Regions from separate parts of the Mus musculus genome. Here regions 1 and 3 are each linked to region 2. Evidence: chromatin contacts called from ENCODE POLR2A ChIA-PET data. All regions are on one chromosome and are shown on one strand. The core of a region is the stretch at or near the end of the contact, and the rest is flanking DNA. Distances in the headings are between cores, read along the strand shown.

Region 1 (3,549 bases), core at 446-2,945, 270 kb before region 2:
GGTCTTGCCGGTCAGGGTCTTCACGAAGATCTGCATGCCACCTCTCAGGCGAAGGACCAGGTGCAGGGTTGACTCCTTCTGGATGTTGTAATCAGAGAGGGTGCGGCCATCTTCCAGCTGCTTGCCGGCAAAGATCAGCCTCTGCTGGTCAGGGGGGATGCCCTCTTTATCCTGGATCTTGGCCTTCACGTTCTCGATGGTGTCACTGGGCTCCACCTCCAGGGTGATGGTCTTGCCAGTCAGGGTCTTCACGAAGATCTGCATGCCACCCCTCAGACGGAGGACCAGGTGCAGGGTTGACTCTTTCTGGATGTTGTAATCAGAGAGGGTGCGGCCATCTTCCAGCTGCTTGCCGGCAAAGATCAGCCTCTGCTGGTCAGGGGGGATGCCCTCTTTATCCTGGATCTTGGCCTTCACGTTCTCGATGGTGTCACTGGGCTCCACCTCCAGGGTGATGGTCTTGCCGGTCAGGGTCTTCACGAAGATCTGCATGCCACCTCTCAGGCGAAGGACCAGGTGCAGGGTTGACTCCTTCTGGATGTTGTAATCAGAGAGGGTGCGGCCATCTTCCAGCTGCTTGCCGGCAAAGATCAGCCTCTGCTGGTCAGGGGGGATGCCCTCTTTATCCTGGATCTTGGCCTTCACGTTCTCGATGGTGTCACTGGGCTCCACCTCTAGGGTGATGGTCTTGCCGGTCAGGGTCTTCACGAAGATCTGCATTTTGACCTTGAATTTAAAAGGTAAAAATTTAAAAGCCTACTAAAATCTTCGATTCCCTACAAAATACTTCTACTCAAAACTCCTCCCCTTTTTGTCATAACATAAAACCTGTTTTGTCATGGTTTCAAACTGCTAAACCTTTCCAAAACACTAAACTGGCATTTGGAACATTCATCAACTGCGGGGCATCCAAGTTCGCTAACAATAGACATGATAAATTGAAAATAAAAAATATCCAGACCAGAAGCCATCGATAAAAATTCAAGTAATAAACAATGCCCGAGTGAGAAGTACCTCTTTTCTGCCTCCCCCCACTGAAATAACCACGATGGACTCTCCATCGGTTAAGCGTCCGTTAAGCTCCCTGGCGCGCGCGCCAGGGCCGCCCCCGCTCCGCGCACGCGACCAAGGCCCACTCTTCCCGGAAGGCCCGTTGCCGCGTCACGTCACCTCGCTCCCCTCCCCCACCCCAAGAAAAAAAAGGCCCGCTTAGCACCACGTAAGCCCCCTCTCTAAATCCTCCCATGATTCAAACGCCGTAGACAAATACCTGTTAACAAATGTGATGAAAGCACAAACCGCCCAGCGCGTCGAAACACCCTCACAGAAAGACCGCCGAACCGGACAAAGCCTCTCGTCACTGAGCTCAGTGGCCGCGCGAGCCGCTATTTATGCAGCGTCTGTTGCGTGACTGCTCACTCCTACGTAGCTGTTGTCTTCCTGCGCCACCGAAAGTAGTTCCGCGGGCCCCCACCTCCCCCAGACCAATTAGGCGTTTTTGCCGAGCTCCCGATTCTTCAGAACCAAAGAAAAGAGTACTACCAAACGAGAGACACTGTATTCCCGGCGTCTCGTCTCCTCTCGTGCAAAAAATTGAAAAAATCATCACGCGGATGAATCCAAGTTAAAGGGCCCTCCCTCGAAAGCTCTGGAAACCTCCTTGCGGCGCCAGCGCTGATTGGTGAGGAGTCAAAGATGAGGCCGACGCTGATTGGTGGAGGTCGCGGGCCGCTCGATTGTTGCTGGGCTCGGTTCTCGGGCAGTTTAACGTCGACGTTGCTAAGTAACCGAGTGCGCATGTGCGGGCGCTCGCCTTAGCGAAATACTGATGTTTCCTGCTTGAGGTGGGGGAGGGGCGTCTTCTCTTCCCGCGTCCGGAACCCCGCGTCCCGAGTTCCCCGTGGTTCTCTCGCACCCATCGCTCGGCGGCTTTACGCCACAGGGTGAATTGCGACCTCACCCTGCTCCCCCTGGCTGGACTCTAGCTTCGCCCAGGCCCCCTCCAGTATGAGCATTGATGCTTCCGTAGCCAGTGTTTTTAGTTGTTTTGTCTTGTGGCTTAGCCGCCCACGGGCCCAGATGTGGGTGGGAGTGGGGTGGCTGCCGGGCTGGAAGCTGAGGATTTAGCCAGAGACCCAGCCCAGAGCCCGGCCGGACTTACAGATTCTCTCCCTCCCCAGCAATCTACAAACAAAGGAAGGAAAGAGGAGAAATGCCTATTAGACTCAGTACCCGGGGTTCACCCACCTCTCCCATTGGGATGTCTATTGTGCAAAGGAAGGGAAGGGGCCCGTTAATCCTAGAACCTCAACCTCAGGACTAGGTTCTGAGGTTTTGGGTGTGGTTGCTTTTCCCTCATCGAGATCAACAAGGAAGGAGCAGAACTGCTCGGATTGCTTTGTCATGCGGAGTCACGAGGATGGCCATGTAAACAGTTTTGTTTGCATAGGCTACCGGCTTCCGTACAGTAAGAAGTCTAGCTACGCTAACAGATTAAACTTCACTCTGTAAAGGTTTACGAGTTATTACCATATTACTGAAGGAAACGTTAGGAACATAGCTGGTTTGCCTAGCATGAACCAAAAGCTCCAGTTTGATTCCCCAGCCCAAAGTCTGCTTTCTAGAATAAAGAGCAGGTAGAATTTTATTTGAAGTGAATTGAAATTCAGAAAATGTCTCCTTTGCATAGTATTTTATTTTTATTAGGAAGCATGAGTCGGACCTTGTTTCAACAAGCAGAGTATGTCTGAGTCAGACATTTTGAGGCACAGACTCAGCCAGAGTGCTGATCTTATGATTGATGCGATGACTTCATTGGGGTAAGTTCCAGCAATTGCCAGACGGGTTATTGCTTCCTAGTTTGTTTTGTTTTCAAAGTAGATCGTTTGGTGACTTCAACCCAGTAATAATATTTCAAAAGAATGGCATCTGGACAAGATAGATTTTTTTTTCCGTAGCATAGTTTTTGTTGCTTGTGCTGTGTTCACCCCTAGCCCCACCCCTTGGAGACTGGCCATCACTCTGTAGCCCTGGTTGGCCTGGGATGACTATGTAAATCAAGAGCTCACAAGAGATTCTCTTGGTTCTGTCTTCCGAGTGTTGGAATTAAAGACACGGACCATCGTGCCCAGCATGATGTAAACAGATTTTTTTAAAAAGTATTTTATATCTGAGTGTTTTCCTTGTATGTATGTCTATATAGTACCTGTGTATCTGGTACCTGAGGAGCTCAGGAGGGTACCAGATACCCTAGAACTATACAGACTGCTGAGTACTTGTGTGGCTGCTTGGGAATCGAGCAGCTAGTGCTCTTAACTGCTCCAGCCCTCTATAAACAGATTTAAAAAAAAAAAAAGACAGTATAAATTTTGAGATTAGAAGTTTATTGAGTTAGTTCAACAATGTTTCTCCAATTAAAAAGGAACTGTTTTCCATTTTTGTTCACAATAGAAAAAAAAATTGTGTCATCTTTAGGCCCTAAAACACATGAATACACCTGTGTGTGTGTGTATGTGTATTGCTCTGTAGACCAGGCTGGCCTCCCATCTC
Region 2 (3,409 bases), core at 766-3,265:
GATCACACAGGAGGAATGTGAGCCATCTTTACTTTGTTTTTCCTCCAGAGACAGAGACCAGGCTGCCTCCTGACCCACAGAGATCCACTTGGCTCGGCCTCCTGAGTGTGGCAGTTAAAGGTGTGGACCACCACACCTGGCACTGTGTTCCTACCGAAGCTGTTCGCCTTTCGTCTTCTTCTCTTCCTGAAGATTACAGGGAATCAGGTAGGACAAGTAGGCATAATTAAAACTCACGAAAAGAGGAAGAAAAACAGCACAGAAGAATGACAAGAGGAATCTGGAACGTGTTCAAGAGAATGAGAGTAAAACTGAGGTAAAGTGACTAAGGAGTTAACCATGTAACGAAATGGACAGAAGAATGACCCCAAAAGACAGGGGTGAAAAGAATGGATCTTCAGAAGACATTCGAGGACGGAGAGGTGGACAGAGGGTCCTGAATCACATCTCTTGCCACAGGAGGATGAGACGCTGGCTTAGATCACTTCCAGCCCTGCAGCCTCTGACAGGGGGTTTGTGTTTTCTCACAGGTACAGGGAGAAGTCACTCAGCTGTCAAACAAGAAAGCACTACTACAATCTGATTTACATTTTCAAACCATCACTCAGGTTGCTACACGGAGAAAGGACTGCGGTTGGGGCAAGAGAACAGGACCTGTGTGAGGAAAACTGGGGGAAAAGAGGGAATGGAAAAAGAGGGCAGGCGATTTGAGAAGTGTTCTGGATTTGATGGCAACTGTGTTTACTGCTGTAACTGGGAATTATCAACAACACACTTTAAGAACAATTATGATTATTTTCTGTTTTTTTTTTTTTTTTTCTCCTCTTTTTTGAGACAGGGTTTCTCTGTGTAACAGAATCCTGGCTGTCCTGGACTTGCTTTGTAGAGCAAGCTGGTTTCAAACACAGGGGTCCGCCTGAGGAACCACTATGATTTTTTAGGCTTAATTTTTTAGGTGATAGAGAGAACACTGTTAAAGCCATATTTGGGGGGAAGGAATTTAAGAAAAAGTGCTTAGTCCCGGGCATGCTAAATCTGAGAGATAGCTGTGGCCTTGCAATAGAGACAGCATGTCAATGACACACTGCAGTCTGAACACAAATCTGGACGTTGTTGGCATTAAGTCGATATTGAACCCGTAGGAAGAGATGAAATAAACCTGGAGGGGGGAAAAAAAGGATGTGGAGAAACAGATTTAGACGCAAACCAATAGGCATAAACGATACTAAATTGCATTTTCGGGGCGTCATTCATAGTCTATGAACAAAATGTCATTCGGCTTGGAGGTTAGCTGATTAAAGCCACCCTCGCAAAACATCCTCAATCAATACGTTTGGACAAAATAAATAAATAAATAAAGGAAATGTGAGGGTCTCCACCTGCACTCACAACTGCAGCGATTCTGCTGCAGGATTCGCTCTGGACCAGTCTGGATGGATCCCAACCTTCCACCCAGGGCCAATCCATCCAGGCCTCGGGAAACCGGAGCAGAGAGCGCGCGCGCCCGGTCGAGCCCCTCACCTTGGCTTGCTTCAGCAGCTGGATGATCTCGGCCTCCGCCTCGTCTGACGCGTCCTCTCCCGGCTGCTCGGCCGTCGCCGCGGGTCGCGAGAACCAGGCGAGAGCTGCGAGAAGCGGCTCAGAGGTCACCGGGACCGGCCCGTGCCCGCGTCCCCGCCCCCGCCGGGCCGGCCCCGCCCGGAGCGCACCGCTCACCTGCCAACAGCGGCAGCACCCCGTGCCCCCGCGCCGGCGCGCCTCGGGTCCGCAGCCGCTCCGCGCCCGTCCCCGCGTCGCCCGTCCGCTCCGGCAGCAGGCGCGCCGTACAACCCCCACACCGCCGGCCCGCGGCCCGCAGCAGGGTTCGACCCAGACGCCAGCGAAGCAACCGGAACATGCCGACGGGTCCTCCCTCAGAGATCCACTAAGCCACGGCTGGCCCGGGACGCCCCGCCAGTCCGCATGCGCGATGACGCATGCTGACGTCACGCCGTCTCGTCCCGCCCCGCCCCGCCCCCGGCCTGCAGGGCGCGTGAAGTTCGCAGCGCCCGGGAGGAGAGAAGACGGGCGGCGTGCCATGGCGGTCGCGCTCCCGGAGGTGGTGGAAGAGCTCCTGAGCGAGATGGCCGCCGCTGTGCGAGACAGCGCGAGAAGTACGGCCTGCGGGCTTTTATTCTTACCCCGCATGGTTATGTCCCTGAAGCCTGGGCCCCTTAAATCGCTTAACTAAATAGAGGGATTTGAGTGACTAGACGTCAGATCCCTGAGTGCGAGCCGGTGTGCGGGAACCCCGGTACTTAAAGAGAGCCACTGGGTACATCCAAGGAGTGGGCGAGGGCTGGGATGCGGAATGGCAGATGCGTAGACAATTTCGAGTTACTCAGAATCTTTATCCACAATCCGTGATGCAAAGTTTAAAAATAATACCCTTGTTTACTACTTTGTTTAGTAAATAGATTTTACTAAAAAACATTCAGGGAGGCAAAACCTTTAAAAAAAAATCGGGAAGTTGAAAATTACTTCTTCCCTCTGGCCTGTAGAGGTCGCCCTATGCCTGTCTCCAACAAAATGACCGACCAAGGATGATCTTTGCTTACTCACCAGAGTAGGAGGATCTACCAAAAGGGGAAAACTAGTAATGAGGATCTACTATGCAGCTCGGCTGGTAAAGAGGCTTGCCTGGCATGTAGAGAGCTGCCGTGGATTCCCCACCACCGCACAAGACTGGGCACATGGCTGTAGTCTCCGCACTTGGGAAGTGGAGACAAAAAAAAAAAAAAAAAAAAAAAAAAGAAAGAAAGAAAAAGGGAAAGTTTAAGGTCAACCTCAGCTACATAATGCTAGGCCAGACTGGGCTGCTGGAGACTTTATCTCAAAAAACTGGAGGTGGGGTGGGGGGTGCTTTTGAAGTGTAGACTAATTAAAGCACTCTCCCCAAAAATAGCCTCTCTAAATGATAGCCAAATTAGAGCACAAAACTCCTATTGTTCATTGATTGTGCTCTGTGAACTGGTTTGAGTTACTGCTTCAATGGGACTAGAAAAGTAAACGAATAGTCTCATTTTGGTCTTTTACGTAAAAGATTCAGCCAACCAGGTATTCAAACATGCTTTGACTTCAAAGAAGTTGTGGGGTGTTAGTCTGTTGTGAGGTCTTGCTTCCAGGATTTGACCACAGATGTTCTGAGATGCTGGAACGAGATGAGTTTTACAGAACAGGGCTGTTGGTTAATCCATATGCCAGTAACTGAAGGGGCCCCCTTACACAGGAGCAGACTCTCAATTCCTGTTTATTTTTCAGTAGAGCAGTTTTCAGTATTGGGTCTGGGTATTCCTTTCTAATCCCCAATCTTCCTTGGTAACCGTGCAGAATATAAGTCCAGGTTGCATGTATATGATTTTGACCATAT
Region 3 (3,812 bases), core at 373-2,872, 320 kb before region 2:
ATAACAGATAGTCACTGTACAGACCAACTCACCTCTGCTGCTGCCAGCACAGATCTGCAGTCCTGCGTCCGTTCTGAGAACTTGAAAGGGGACACCCTAAAATGGATTGCAGAAAACAGGACATTATATATAACAGCCTTGCAAAATCAATGGCTGCCCTCCCACCCTGGCTTTTCTCTTTTGGATTTCTTTGTAGCCCTGGCTCACTACTGTAGACGAGGCTGGCCTGAACTCTGCCTGCCTCTTCTCAAGAAAGCTACAGTTCTTAACACATCCTAGACCTAAAAGGGAAGTATTTTTCAAATTACTAAAATACATTTACAACTAGCCAAACCAGCCCAACTGGGTTCAATTGTAAGACCACATTAACTGAAAATTTTAAGACCCAAGTTAATGGACTAGAAGGTCTAAGTTCTTAGAAGACCAGGTTTGACTGCCAGCACTAATTGTGGCTCACAACCACCTAAGTCCGGTGCCATTTTTTTCTAGCATCAAGACAGCAAACACACACAAAAATGGCTCTATAGGGGGCTGGAGATGGCTCTGTGGTTAAGAGCACCGACTGCTCTTCGGAAGGTCCGGAGTTCAAATCCCAGCAACCACATGGTGGCTCACAACCATCCGTAATGAGATCTGATGCCCTCTTCTGGTGCATCTGAAAACAGCTACAGCGTACTTAGATATGATAAATCTTAAAAAAAAAATGGCTCTACAGTAAGAGCTGTGCACTGTTGCCTTACTTAACCACCCCCATCAGCTACAACCAGTATTGAGTACAGGCAAAACTGATGCTCATACATGAACACTCTAGCTCAAATCAAAACGGTCTAAAATCCCAAGCTGAAAGCTTACCTCATGGGAGGCCACAGCTGTTGGCAATCTTCCACTCTTAAATCCCCAACCTAGAAGTACAGCAGTTGTTAAAAGTCCAGCCCAAGTTAAACCTAAACCCCAGCCACCGGTGTGGGCTTGACTGCAGTCAGCCAGGAGCAGTTATCGTCAGTTATCGACTCTGACGGCACTTCCTACTTAGTCATCTCATCACAGCAGTCAAGCTTTCTGCTGTCCTCCAACTAGTAGTTCCAGCCACTAAATGGAGACACGTCTTAAATTTATGTATGTGCCCACATGGGCCAGGGTATGTTGGGAGTCCCTGGAGCGAAAGCTACACAGCCTCTTGTCTATGAACCCCACCTGATACTCCAGAAACCCTTACCTCATGGTGGGATGATACTGCTCCTATTCCACGTTGTCAACGTCCCGTCTGAAAGGTTAGAAGAGTAAGAGTCATGAGGGGCAATTAGAACACTTGTGTTCAGCACTGGGTCGCCGAGGCTTAAACGACTGCAGTCAGCTAACTAGGGATGTCGTCAGTTGTCGCATCGGACGGCACTTCCTTTTTTTTCTAGTTTCATCATCATTGCAGCCGACACCCCGCCCACGCGCGGCGCCCCGCGATGCAGACCTCGACTTACCAGGCTCCCCTAGATCTGTGCAGCGCACAAGGCGGAGCTGAGAGGCTGGGCCCGGGCTCAGCATCGCTCCAGACCGTCACCAGCAGGCCACGGCGAAGGGACCAGCTCAACGAGCGAGAAGAGCACGATCCCATGATGGCCGCAGAGAAAGACGGCGCGTGAGCGCCCTCCTCTTAAGGGCTAGGAATAGACCACTCCTCACCCCAGGGAGGTGAGGGCGGCAAAGGCTCACGGGAACTTCCAGCGGCCCGCCTCGCGACCCAGGCCTCCCCCGTTCTGTTGAGCGAGTGGTCTCCCCCGCCCCGGGGGATTCTGGGTAGCGAAGAGCGCGCGAGCTCCAGCGCGCCTGCGTGTTGGGTTAAGCGCGGACTCGACATCCTTTCCGCGGTTTTCCGTCCTCGTTGTCTTCCCTGACTTATTAGTCCTTTGTGAACGTGTGTAGTGTGTGAAATGTGTAGTCAGACCTGACAGTGCAGGCCTGTAATCGTAATCGATTAGGAACCCGACGCAAGAATTCGAGTCCAGCCTGGGCAATTTAATGAGCCCCTGTCTCTATTTTAAATTTAAAAAAAAAAAAAAAAAAGCGGGCCTATATAATCTAACTGGGTGGTGGAGAGCCTGGCTCATCTACGCTAACACACACGAAACCGCGTTCAAAGACAAACGCTGTTACAAAAGTGTAATGATTGGGGCCGTTCTGCACCCCATTATTTTTACAACATATCCACGGAGTCTCTCAAGGCCCTATGCAGACGGCCCTCATCACATTCCTTAGAGAACTGTAGAATCAAGAAGAGCTCTTGATCCATTTCCATTGCCCCCTGCTCTTTCCACTTCTGACTGGAGAGACTTGCATCGGGCATAGGTAATAGAAAACTGCTAATGCTATGCCTTCAGTATATGAGTATGTTTGATTTTCTCAAGGGTTGGGGATGCAGTGTTTCCCTAGCAAACATGAAGTTCTGAGCTCCATCCCCAGCACCTCATAAACTGGACATTGTGACAAACTCCCAAGCTCTGGGTATGTGGAGGCAGCAGAATCAGAAGTTCAAGGTCATCTTCAGCTATGAGGTCAGCCTGGGATATGTGAACCTGAAGACTAGAGTAGGGTTCTTGTGAGTTCAAGACCAGCCTGGCCTACGGAATGAAATCCTGTCTCAAAACACCTCAGTGCAAAATCTGTTGAGCTAGTATATATGATATGCTGGGTTCTACCCAGCAACACACACATAAGTGCTTGCATGCACTTCTTATGCAAATAGGCTGAGGAGGCAACTCATTTTGACAGAACTAGACAGGTGGTCATGAGACTGCAATCTTGGTGGTCTGAGGAATAAACAGAATTTTGATGGAGGGAGGGAAGTCCAGGCCAAAACATTCTTAAAGGGAATAAGATAATTTCCCTTGGAGCCAAATATGCTTGACCATGGCCAGGAACACAAGATTCATGGGTCCCCAAATACCATGTTCTATATTGGAAGTGTCTTGGGTTTTTGTTTGCTTGGTTGGTTGGTTGGTTTTGGTTTGGTGCCGTTTTCGAGACAGGTGCTGTTTTCTGTGTAGCACTGGCGGTCCTGGAACTTGCTCTGTAGACTAGGCTGATCTTGAACCTGGAGATCTGCCTGCCTCTGCCTCTCGAGTGCTGGGATTACAGGCATGTGCCACCACCATTGCCTAACTTGTTACAGAACAAGGAAAGTCATTTGGTGGGGACCTCAATTGGCAAGTTACAGTAAAGATGAGGACTCTGTTGTAGGTTTCAGGTGCTGCCCAATGATGTTTTTAGCTTTTGAATGTGTGGAAATTAGTGGCCTGTCAAGAATAGTAATATAAGGTTTTCATAGTCACAAGGATGTTAACTCGGGGGCAAGGGATATGGATGGCTTCAAAGGGACCAAAAATAGTCCAAAATAATTTAGCTCTGGTTTGAACACTAATTTCAATCTTGAGTCATTTGGCCTTGAATCTTTAACAGAGGTGCAGCTCTCCCTTGCCCTCCCCCTTCTGGGAGTTTCAAGTTGCAGAAACATCTAGCAAACGCCAAGTCAAAGAGCCAAATATGAAGCCCTTCAGGCTTTGTGAATAATTAAGAAAAAGTACTAAGGACTTTTCATCAAACTCCCCTGAAAACAAAAGGAGTACAGGGTTGGGTGGGTCTGGAACTCATGGGCAAAAAAACAAAAAAAGAGCACAAGGCCGAGGATACTGCTCTCAGACCCAAAGAGTTCAGAGGTGGGCTTGCTTGTCTTATGTCAAGAAGGTCCTCTGGCTTTCCTGCAAAGAGTGGTAAAGAGAAGTGGGAAGCTGAAGCCCAGGTGAGTGAGAGCAACGATCCAG

What was found. ChIA-PET counts read pairs that join two places held with the same protein, here RNA polymerase II (POLR2A).
Region 1: POLR2A ChIA-PET joins it to region 2 with 21 read pairs in embryonic stem cell. The contact joins the promoter of Ubb here to the promoter of Zswim7 in region 2. POLR2A ChIA-PET finds 5 or more read pairs at or near these places in 3 of 5 experiments (Patski and embryonic stem cell).
Region 3: POLR2A ChIA-PET joins it to region 2 with 16 read pairs in embryonic stem cell. The contact joins the promoter of 2410006H16Rik here to the promoter of Zswim7 in region 2. POLR2A ChIA-PET finds 5 or more read pairs at or near these places in 4 of 5 experiments (Patski and embryonic stem cell).

What each region holds. Positions count from the first base shown.
Region 1 is chr11:62,549,317-62,552,865 of GRCm38, reverse strand. Ubb (ubiquitin B) reads right to left here and starts at 1,695. Exons shown (of 2, transcript NM_011664.4): 1 at 1,271-1,695; 2 at 1-726. The coding sequence starts at 720.
Region 2 is chr11:62,280,001-62,283,409 of GRCm38, reverse strand. It overlaps Zswim7 (zinc finger SWIM-type containing 7), which reads left to right and starts at 2,015. Exons shown (of 5, transcript NM_027198.1): 1 at 2,015-2,153. The coding sequence starts at 2,078. It overlaps Ttc19 (tetratricopeptide repeat domain 19), which reads right to left and starts at 1,937. Exons shown (of 10, transcript NM_028360.2): 1 at 1,717-1,937; 2 at 1,522-1,625. The coding sequence starts at 1,897.
Region 3 is chr11:62,600,687-62,604,498 of GRCm38, reverse strand. 2410006H16Rik (RIKEN cDNA 2410006H16 gene) reads right to left here and starts at 1,622. Exons shown (of 5, transcript NR_030738.1): 1 at 1,476-1,622; 2 at 1,217-1,264; 3 at 853-902; 4 at 33-96. Snord49b (small nucleolar RNA, C/D box 49B) reads right to left here and starts at 1,413; the gene lies at 1,351-1,413. Snord49a (small nucleolar RNA, C/D box 49A) reads right to left here and starts at 1,039; the gene lies at 978-1,039.